2 separate regions of the Mus musculus genome follow, and region 1 is linked to region 2. The links are chromatin loops, found by intact Hi-C in ENCODE. Cell type or tissue: gastrocnemius. All regions are shown on one strand.

The links. Hi-C counts contacts between places; a loop is a spot of excess contacts. Peaks named below come from ENCODE experiments on the same cell type or tissue, not always from the same donor. Only the 100,000 strongest peaks of a DNase experiment are listed, where the experiment ranks them.
Region 1: a loop joins it to region 2, with 11 times the contacts of the local background. A loop is called at or near these places in 38 of 42 quality-filtered maps.

The regions. Positions count from the first base shown.
Region 1 is chr2:103,453,907-103,458,906 of GRCm38, forward strand. Cat (catalase) reads right to left here. Exons shown (of 13, transcript NM_009804.2): 11 at 2,944-3,051; 12 at 1,172-1,255; 13 at 1-915. The coding sequence ends at 850. Among named protein-coding and RNA genes, the nearest start is that of Cat, 29 kb to the right of the region's middle. In gastrocnemius, no CTCF peak of the experiment used is centred here; DNase peaks (open chromatin) are centred at 2,918 and 3,924.
Region 2 is chr2:103,544,355-103,549,354 of GRCm38, forward strand. No RefSeq gene overlaps it. Among named protein-coding and RNA genes, the nearest start is that of Abtb2, 19 kb to the right of the region's middle. In gastrocnemius, no CTCF peak of the experiment used is centred here; a DNase peak (open chromatin) is centred at 2,970.

The DNA.
Region 1 (5,000 bases), 90 kb before region 2:
GGCCGCTGGCGCTTTTATTGTTACTGCAGAGAGAGCTGGTAATCTCTACTTCACATTCCACATTATACAGAGCTGAAAGCAACCAAACACGGTCCTTCCATGTAGATCATTTTATTGTAAAAATGTAAGCAAGTACAAATCATCCTATGTGAAATCACTGCGTATTAACATCAACATAATCCAAGTGGGAAAAAACAAGAATCTGATTAGCTGCACAGCACAGCACAGCACAGCACCGCACAGCACAGGAATAAACATTAAGTTTCAACAGTGCTAAAGTTACTTTTGGAAGACATGATGCAAGTATGGTTTTGCTTATAAGGACCTTAGAAAAATAAAAAAAAAAATTCTGAGTGGGCCATCTTTATCATCTCTTCATGTGTGTGTATGAGTGTGTGTGAGTGTGTGTATGTGTGTGTAGTGTGTGTATTGCATGTGTGTGTGTGTGTGGTATGTGTGTTGTATTGTATATATACCAGACCATGAGGTAATAGGAGAATACACTATTCTCGCCAAGATTTTTATCTTGTCTAATCAAGTCATGTTTCTGGCTAGAACACCTTTCTTGTAATCATTTTAAATGTAGTCATTTAAATGAATAATCCAAACAGAAGTCCTATTAGATCCATGTTTCTGTTAAATGATTGCTAAGCCCTAACCTTTCATTTCCCTTCAGGAAACGGCATCAAAAGCATGGTTATCATTCACTCTAGAAGCCCGGATTATCGTTTTAAAGTCATCAGCGTGAGTCTGCGCTCCGGAGTGGGAGAATCCATCCAGCGTTGATTACAGGTGATCCTCAGGCTCGGCTTCACGAGAGGTCTCCTCAGCGGAGGCTGAGCACCGGAGTTACAGGTTAGCTTTTCCCTTCGCAGCCATGTGAGAGCCGGCCTGCGTGTAGGTGTGAATTGCGTTCTGTATCATGGGAAGAGAACACAGGACCAGTGAGTTAGGAACCTGGGATTTCTCTTAAAACAACTCAGAAATCCATCCACTGTGAATGAATTCAGTGTTGCGTAGGGGCTAAAATGAAGCGTTATATGTTGTGCCAGTAAGTCAAAGAAAATGCCTAGTAACTGCTGAACTGAGGCGATAATGGCACTGGAAACCAAGCTGTGTCTGACCCAGCCCAGCCCAGGCTCCTCTCCCAGCCACACCACTCAGGGCTCACCTTAGGCTTCTCAGCGTTGTACTTGTCCAGAAGAGCCTGGATGCGGGCCCCATAGTCAGGGTGGACGTCAGTGAAATTCTTGACCTGGAGTCAAAAGGAACTTACATATTAGCATCTCCTCACCCCTATGTGAACTGTCAGCATCTTGTGCTTACTGGTCAGGGGACGAAGGACATTTCAACAGGTCATATCAGGTTCTGGAGAAAGACCTGGGGGGTCCAGTATAAATTCTCCAGTCTATGGGCTGAGCTGCCTCAGAGAAGCCACCTCACCTATCTGAGTTTCCATGTCCCCCTCTGTAAATGAGCAAGACAATTATACTTATGTGGATCATAGAGACACATCTGGTCTTTATCCTCCATTCCTGGCACATGGATCCTGAAGCCTGTGGAATTTACTGTCGTCCGCGTACCACTGAGATGGTTCGTGGGAGGCTCAGTGAACAGCAGGACAGAGCTGGTACCAGACACAACGAGCATAGGATTTGAAGGTGGGACTTCCAATCCCACCCCGAGCCTACGGATGGTGTCCAGTCACCTCATAACTGATGACCTGGTCAGCCATGCCTATGTAGGGAGAACCCCATGAAAGTCCTTGTATGACAGGGCTCCCGGAGCCTCTTGGTAGGTGTCGGGAGGCTGGTACGGCTGAGAGGCATGAAAACTGGTAGCCCTTCCTCCCCATATCGAGCTCAGGCGTCTCATCCATTTGGTGAGTACTGAGATGCCCTTTATGATGAACAGATAATACTACATAAGGCATTTCCCTGGGTTCTGTGAGCCATGCTAGCAAATAACCAACTTGGCAGAGGCTCCTGTGAACCCTGAGACAGCAGTCGGAACTTTCATGTGCCAGCGATCTTGCGTGAAATCTAAAGTGGAAGGGTTCTTACAGGTTTGACCCCTAAATCTGCGGTTATGAAACAAGTTCCAGGGACTCCTGTCACAACTGGACTGAACTGTAAGACAACCAAACACCACCACAAGGGCAAGAACCTCTTATTGAGGGAGAAAACATATGACAGACCTCATAGGATATTACGGGGAAAATACACCTGAACAACTTGTACCAGCCGCCAATAAACAGCTGACCTCACAGTGGATACCCAACAAGCCAGTAATCTGTGTGAAAGGGCAGACTTGGCACTGCCTCGATTTAAGACCATGCACAAACGGTCCAGAAAGGCTACTCAGTTTATATTGAACGTTGTTCTGGGACAACCCAAAAAACTAGAAGCCAGAGAGAGGGCTCCAGGTAGCTCGATGAGCAGTCAGCTGACACACCGCAGCACCTCGACTCAGCCCGCTTCGGGGAATAGCTCCGTTCTTGCTCTAGGAGAAGCAAGCTTCTACTCTGTCTGAAGAAGAGTCGCAGACTCATGACGGTGAACCTGGATACAGGCTTCAAACCACAAAACCGGAAACAATACCTGTCATCCTCTGAAAGCTTCCGGGAGACAAAGCAGAGCCACGGCTGCTGTCACACACAGAACTGACTACAGCTGAACTGCACAGCACACACAAGAATTCACTCTAAACTCAACTGAATGTCTACACACTGGAAAACCAGATAACAATGAGTGTATGTATCACGCCAGACAAAACGCTGAGACAAGGTAATCGAACTTTGACTGAGAATTGCTGCACTGTCTACAAAGTCATCTTAGCTCAGGTAAACTAGAAACTGCTTTTCCTTGCAGGGTTCTCCCACACGGCTGCACTACCTCCATGAGCCAGCAGGTGTCACCCTCTAGCCATCAAAGCCAGACTCACCGCTTTCTTCTGAATGAAAAGCTGAGCGTCCTTCAGGTGGCCGGCAATGTTCTCACACAGGCGTTTCCTCTCCTCCTCGTTCAACACCTTTGTGTAGAATGTCCGCACCTGTTCAGCAACAAGAGAGCAATAAATAAATAAATAAATAAATAAATAAATAAATAAATAAATAAATAAATCAACCATTTTTCCATGAATAAAACTCCAAGAGTCTACATTAGAAATGCACAATTAAAAATCACATTAATATTATAATGAAAACTGTCATATGTGATGAATTAATTTCTTTTGCATTCATTTGTTGGTAATAGCTTGTAACTGGTTTTCTTCTCTGGGTGTCTGTGCAGGTGTGTGTGTGTGTGTGTGTGTGTGTGTGTGTGTGTGTGTGTCCAATTTTCTCAGGATTGGTTGCTGCCACTTAGCACCCACATGCTTCCAAGGAGCATGCTCCGTCTAGTGGGCAGTACTCTTTCCTGGTCATCGGCACTACGTTGAGACCAGCTGTAGCTTTCTGCAACCCACAAAACCTAGGACTTGAACTTTAACTTCTCGGAGGCATAACACCTTCACTAGAGGACACCCCCACAGGACGCATACTTCCCGAATACCTCCACTTGCTACGGGGACTCGATCTCATTACTGGAACCTAGAGATAACGTGTTTAGCTGAGCTGCAGTACCTTTGCAAAACATTTAATTCAGTCTGTCTATGGAGGTAGGAAGGTAGGCAGGGCTGGAGGGAGGGAGGGCTGGAGGGAGGGAGGAGGCAGGCCATCTATGACTTTTTTCTTTACATTTATTTATTTACTGAATGTGGAGAAGCCTGTGCACACATGTGCCATGTGTAGATGTGAAAGGACAACTTGCGGGTATCACTTCTCTCTTCTATGTGGGTTCCAGAGCTCAAACTCAGTTTGCCAGGCTTGGCTGCAAGCGCCTTTAACCACTGAGCCACCTCGCTGCCCAAAAAGTAATTTCTGGAAGCATTCCTAGTGGTTCACTGCAGCCAGCTTCTCACGGGAGCTCACTGCCAATCTTTCAGGGATTCGTTACCAAGCTACAGAGCTTACCGCACACACACAAAACTTTATTTTTTTTCTGCAGCTTTTCTGAGCTCTTGGTCACTAAGCCCTTGCTTTGTCCTCCAAGGCGTTTCTTTTTTAAAAAAAGAAAAAGATTTATTTCCTTTTATGTATATGGATGTTTTGTCTGCATGTATTAGAAATATACGCCACAAGTTTGCCCGGTGCCCAGGGAGGTCAGACAAGGGTGTCACATCCCATGAAACGGAAGTTTTGGATTGTTGTGAGCCACATATGAGTGCTGGGAATTGAGCCCTGGTCCTCTGCAAGAGCAACAAGTGCTGCTAACCACAGGGCCGTCTCTCCAGCCCCTCTTCGAAGCTTTTAATCTGTCTTTCTGATGTTCTTCATGAGAGGAGAGATCTGATATGAGCAAGTCCTCTGAGCCACAAGGCCAAGGGAATCATTTTTAAGGGAAAAACCATGAAGTTTTCTGGGTACTGGTCACAGGACTTTTATTATTGTTCCACTTCACTTTGAACCCATAATACCAGGATCATGGCTGGTTAAAAATTCGAGTCCTACATAATGATAAGAAAACTTCTCACTAAAATAAGAAAACATAGCATAACACAAAGCTCACATAGCAAACCTTAACGTACAAATGGCAGTCTCGTTTCTAAAGGAGTTGTGTGGGTTTGCTTTGTATCGATCTTGACCTCATACAAGCAAACCCTTGACTGCCAAGGCTATCCTGCAGTACATCGAATTCACCCATATCTCTAAAAATAACCTACTATAAAAGGCTTACCTAAATGTGCTATATATCCCACAATAAAATAGAACTAGCCCCCCCCTTTCAAACAAAAACATCTTCACAGTGAATCCAGCTATGTATTTATAAATATTTCACTTGGAATCTACATTTTTAAACTGAGAAAATAAAAATAGGTTCTAACTGAATTTAAATATCAATTTACAGAAAGCTCCCACAAGGGACTCCAGAGCAACTACCTTCTCATTCTTTGGCTGGGTG
Region 2 (5,000 bases):
AACTAAGACAGTTAAACTTTGAATAATTTAAACAGAGACAGGAGACAGCAAGTCTGGCCATTTAGACAGATAGACATCTACACAGCGAAGATATCACATATTTCCAGAATTGTTTTTAAGACACCAGTATTGTTCTTTTTCTAATAGTTGCTACCTAGGGTCACCTTGTCCACCAGGCAAAATTTGATTTTCCTGATAAGAGCAAAAGGGACGTAATGGCAGACCTGGATTCAGTAATAACTGTGGCCCCATCCTGTCCCCCTGCCCTGAGCTGCCCAGTTAATGGTATGTTTTCAGTTGAGAATAGTCCTGATGGCTGGGAGTCAGTCAGTTCTCTCTCCTTTGTCACAGGAATGGTGCCTCATGCCTGGCAAATCCTGGTGAATAACATTTATATCCTAGCATCCTAAATTTAGGTTATCTCTAACAGGCCTGGTCAGCATATTACTTATCTTTGGGGAATTTTGGAGGCAGTGCTCGCTCCTTTAGCTAAATTCTACTAGTGTAGCCTAATGTCTCCTAAGCAGACCTGTTAGTAAGTCATTTATAATATCAATTTTATTACTTTGAGTTTCTTCTATATCAGCAGCAGCTTGCTTTCTCTCTGTGAGTGGTACTGAGAATGAGCCTCCAAGCGAAGGCAGCTTAATATGGAGATCTACAAATAGTTAAGGTTTTAGATGGCCCACGTGTCTGAATATCTGTTTCTTTCTCTAGATTTGAGAACTCTTCTGATAAAATTTCCTTGACTAGATGGATATCCAAGCACAAGAGACATTTAGAATCCCAGTGCACTCTGAGGAGAACCTCTTCATGGCATATCATAGTCATGATGTCAAAAGTACAAAGAAATGATGGAGGGGGGCAGGGAGTCTATGGGGATTCTAGTGGAGACTCCTGGCAGTGGGGGAGATGGATCCTGAAGTGGCCACTTCCTGTAGCCAGACAGGACTCCCAACAGAGGGATAAGGACAGCAACCCACCCACAAAACCATCATCCCCAAATGTGTCCTGCCTACAAGATGTGCAGAGACAAAGATAGAGCAGAGACAGAGGGAACAGCCAACCAATGACTGCCCCAAGTTGAGACCCATCCCATAGACAAGAACTAATTCCCCGACACTATTAATAATACTCCACTATGCTTGCAGACAGGAACCTACCATAACTGTCCTCTGAGAAGCTCCATCCAACAGCCAATAGAAAGAGATGCAGAGACCCACACCCAAATATTAGTGGAGCTTGTGGAGTCTTATGGAAGAGTTGGGAGAAAGGTTGAGGGATCCAAAGATGGTTTTACTATCCCACTCTCATCTTTAGATAGCTCAATCAAACAACAAAATCAAATCAAAACAAACAAACAAAACACAAAGAAACTTCAGAGTCAAACTATGCTTAGATTCAGTCAATGGACCAAACAGATATATACAGAATATTCCATCCAACAGAAGTGGGATATACATTCTTCTCAGCATCTCACAGAATCCTTTCTAAAATAGATTACCTTCTACGTCACAAAACAATGCTTAACAATAGAAAAGTGTGAGGACTGGAGGAAGCCCTGAGTGAGTTAAGTCCTGAGTGAATGTGTACTGTGGATATAAGCTTGACGATGTCAAAAACCAATGCCTTGGTCCTGTGGGCATATCAGGGCCTTCTCTGGGTGAGGTTTGCAGGGATGGAAAAGTCCAGAGTGAATGTCGATAGTGTGTGCAGAAAATATCCACCATAGCTTTCTCCATTGCTAAGTAAACATAGCTTACTGCTCCCCTACACAGCCTGTGCCTACTGAGATTAGTCAAATTTGCATCCTTGTCCAGCTATATGCAATAACCCTTGCCTTTCTGGTCAGGTATAAATAAATACACCAAGCTTCCAGGGTGCTGGGCTTCTTCATCTGAAAGCCCAGTCTACTCATCCCAGCTTTTCTTTGTATTTGTGTCTGTCAGTTCCTTGTATTTCCTTGTCACACCAGTTAGCTCAGTCCCTGGAGCTGTGTTGAGTGCAGCATTAAAGAAATGGGATAATTTTTCTGTCAAATCATAGCAAAGTGAAATTAGAAAGCAGTAGTAAAAGGAACCACACGAATACTTGAAGACTAAAAAATTCACTCTTGAATGAACAGTAATGCATTGAAGAAAATTGGGAGAACATTTTAAAATCCTAAAAATCAAGCCAGGTGGGGTGGTACATACCTACAATCCCAGCATTTAAGAGGTAGAAGCAGGAGGATTAGAAGCTGAAGTTCATCTTCAGCTTACACAGTTAGTTCAAGGTCAGCTACAGGAAACTCTTTGTCTTAAAAAAAAACAAACAAACAAACAAAAAAAAAACTCAATGGGCTGCCAAGTGGCTCAGTGGGTAAAAGTACTTTCTATAGGAGCCTAATGAGCTGAGTTTGATGCCCAGAACACATGGGAAGGTAGAAGGAGAATAGCGACCCTTCACACACCATGAAGCACATACCTACATGAACACATCACACAAATACACTCGCACAAACAACAATAGATAGATAGATAGATAGATAGATAGGATAAACAAAACAAAATTCCTATAGTCAAAAGAAAATGAAAGTAGAACTTATCAGAACTTTTGGGATACAGCTAAGGCATTTCTGAGAGAAGAAAGTTTATGACTATATGTTTACATTTGAAAATCAAAGAGGCACACATGTTGGCACATGCCTTTAGTCCTAGTACTTTAGAGGCAGAGTAGGCAGATCTCTGGATTTGAGGCCAACCTGCTTTATAGAGTGAGTCCTGGGTCAGCCAGGGCCACACAGAGAAACCCTTTCTCAAAAACAAAACAAAACAAAACAAAACAAAACAAAACAAAACAAAACAAAAGAAAGAGCAGAGCATCCTAGCTACCCCACCAACCCACCAGCCTTCTGGACTAGACAACCTGAAGGGTTACCTTCTTTTCCATCATGCCATCTGGTGTGCAGCACCGCCTGGTGGCTGAGATCATCAAGTGATTCTAACAGAAAGGGTTCCACCTGGTGGCCATGACGTTCCTTCTGGCCAAGGAAGAACATCTGAAGCTGTATGAAACTTTGACCTGAGAGACTCCTTTCTTCAGTGCTGGTGAAGGACATGAGCTCAGGGCCAGTGGAGCCATGGACTAAGACAGCCTCCATGTGGAGAAGCCAGGCTAAGGGATGCTGGGGACACCAGCCCAGTTGCTTCTAGGCAGGCTCTGCTTGAGGAGATCTCTGCATTCAAGCTGACTGGAGCATCATTCAATGCAGTGATTTAGTACAAAGTGCCTAAGGTTTAAGACTCAAGGGCTCAGTGACTGTACGTCTCATGCCCATGACTGGATCAGTGAACAAAACATGGTCCTTATCAGCAGTACCAGATGGCTCCCTTGGACACAGCTCTTCATCCACTGACCAGAAGTGATAAAATAGGCCATCTTTTCTTTTCCAAAGTATATTTACAAATGAAGCCTCCGGACTGAAAGGAAACAAAAACAAAAACAGAGTCCTCAAATAAATAACCTACTGATGGAACTCAAGGTCTTAGAAAAGCAAGAACATGATAAATCTAAAAGCGGTGGGTAAGTAAGAAATACTAGTCATCGGGGGAAGAAATTAATATGAGAGAAATGAAAAGAACAATATAGACTCAATCAAAACAAGTTAGTTCTGATGGGGCTGATGAGTAAAGGTGCTGGCTTTCCAACTATGTGAACCTGATTAACTGAGTTTGATCCGTAGAGGCCATCTAAAACTGGTAAGAGAAAATCAAATACACACAGTTCTCTTCTGACCTCCACACGTACACCATGGCATGCTCTACTCTGATAGTAAATATTGTTGAAAATAAAAGTCAGTTCTCGGACTATGGAGAAGGCTTGGTGGGGTAAAGTACTTACTATACAAACATGAGGACCTGAGTTTCCACTTCTGGCACCCATATAAAAAACAGCCATAGTGGGGCTGGTGAGATGACTCAGCAGCTAAGAGCAATTACTGCTCTTCCAGAGGTCCTGAGGCCTCCAAATGGAGGCTCACAACCATCTGCAATGGGATCTGATGCCCTCTTTTGGTGTGTCTGAAAACAGTAACAGTGTATTCAAATACATAAATAAATCTTAGAAAAGAAAACAAACCAAAACAAAAACAGGCCATAGTGGTGTGCATCTATAGCCCTAGCACCCTAAAGGTAGGGGTGAGGCACACTCTGAAGTCAGCTGGCCAGCCAAATTAGAGCCAAGACAGATGAACTCCATAGTCAGTGAAAATCCCTGTCTCAAAAAGTAAAGTGGAAAGCAATAGAAGAAGACACTTCAAGAGGATCAGAGGTGAGGAGGACACAACATCTGTCCCCAACACCGGGAGTAACTGGGACCAGTGGGACCCAGGCACACAGGAACTCTGCCAGACCAGTGGCACAGGTTCCTTCCAGTCTGTCTGAGCAGACCTTGGGCACAAACTCCACAGCCAGCCCCACAACACCCAGAGGCAGCTCCACTCCCAGGCGCTCTAATGCGCCCAGGATCAGAGGATCCCAGGAGCTTGGTCACACCAGGATCTCAAGGTCCCAAAGGCAGCTTGACTCCCAGGATCTCAGGATCACAGGATCCCAGAATCACAGGATCACAAAGACATCTTGACACAGAGGAGTTCTGACACAACCAGGATCACAGAAAGAACAGGCTCCAGGGCAGGTAGCACTAGAGATAACCAGATGGTGGGAGGCAAGCATAAGAACATAGTCAACAGAGGCCAAGGTTACTTGGCATCATCAGAACCCAATTCTCCCACCATAGCAAGTCCTGGATACTCCAACACACTGGAAAAGCAAGATTCAGATCTAAAATCACTTGTCATGATGATGATAGAGGACATTAAGAAGGACAAAATAACTCCCTTAAAGAAATACAGGAGAACACAGGTAAACAGCTAGAGGCCCTTAAAGAGGATACACAAAAATCCCTTAAAGAGTTACAGGAAAACACAATCAAACAGGTGAAGGAAAGGAACAAAACCA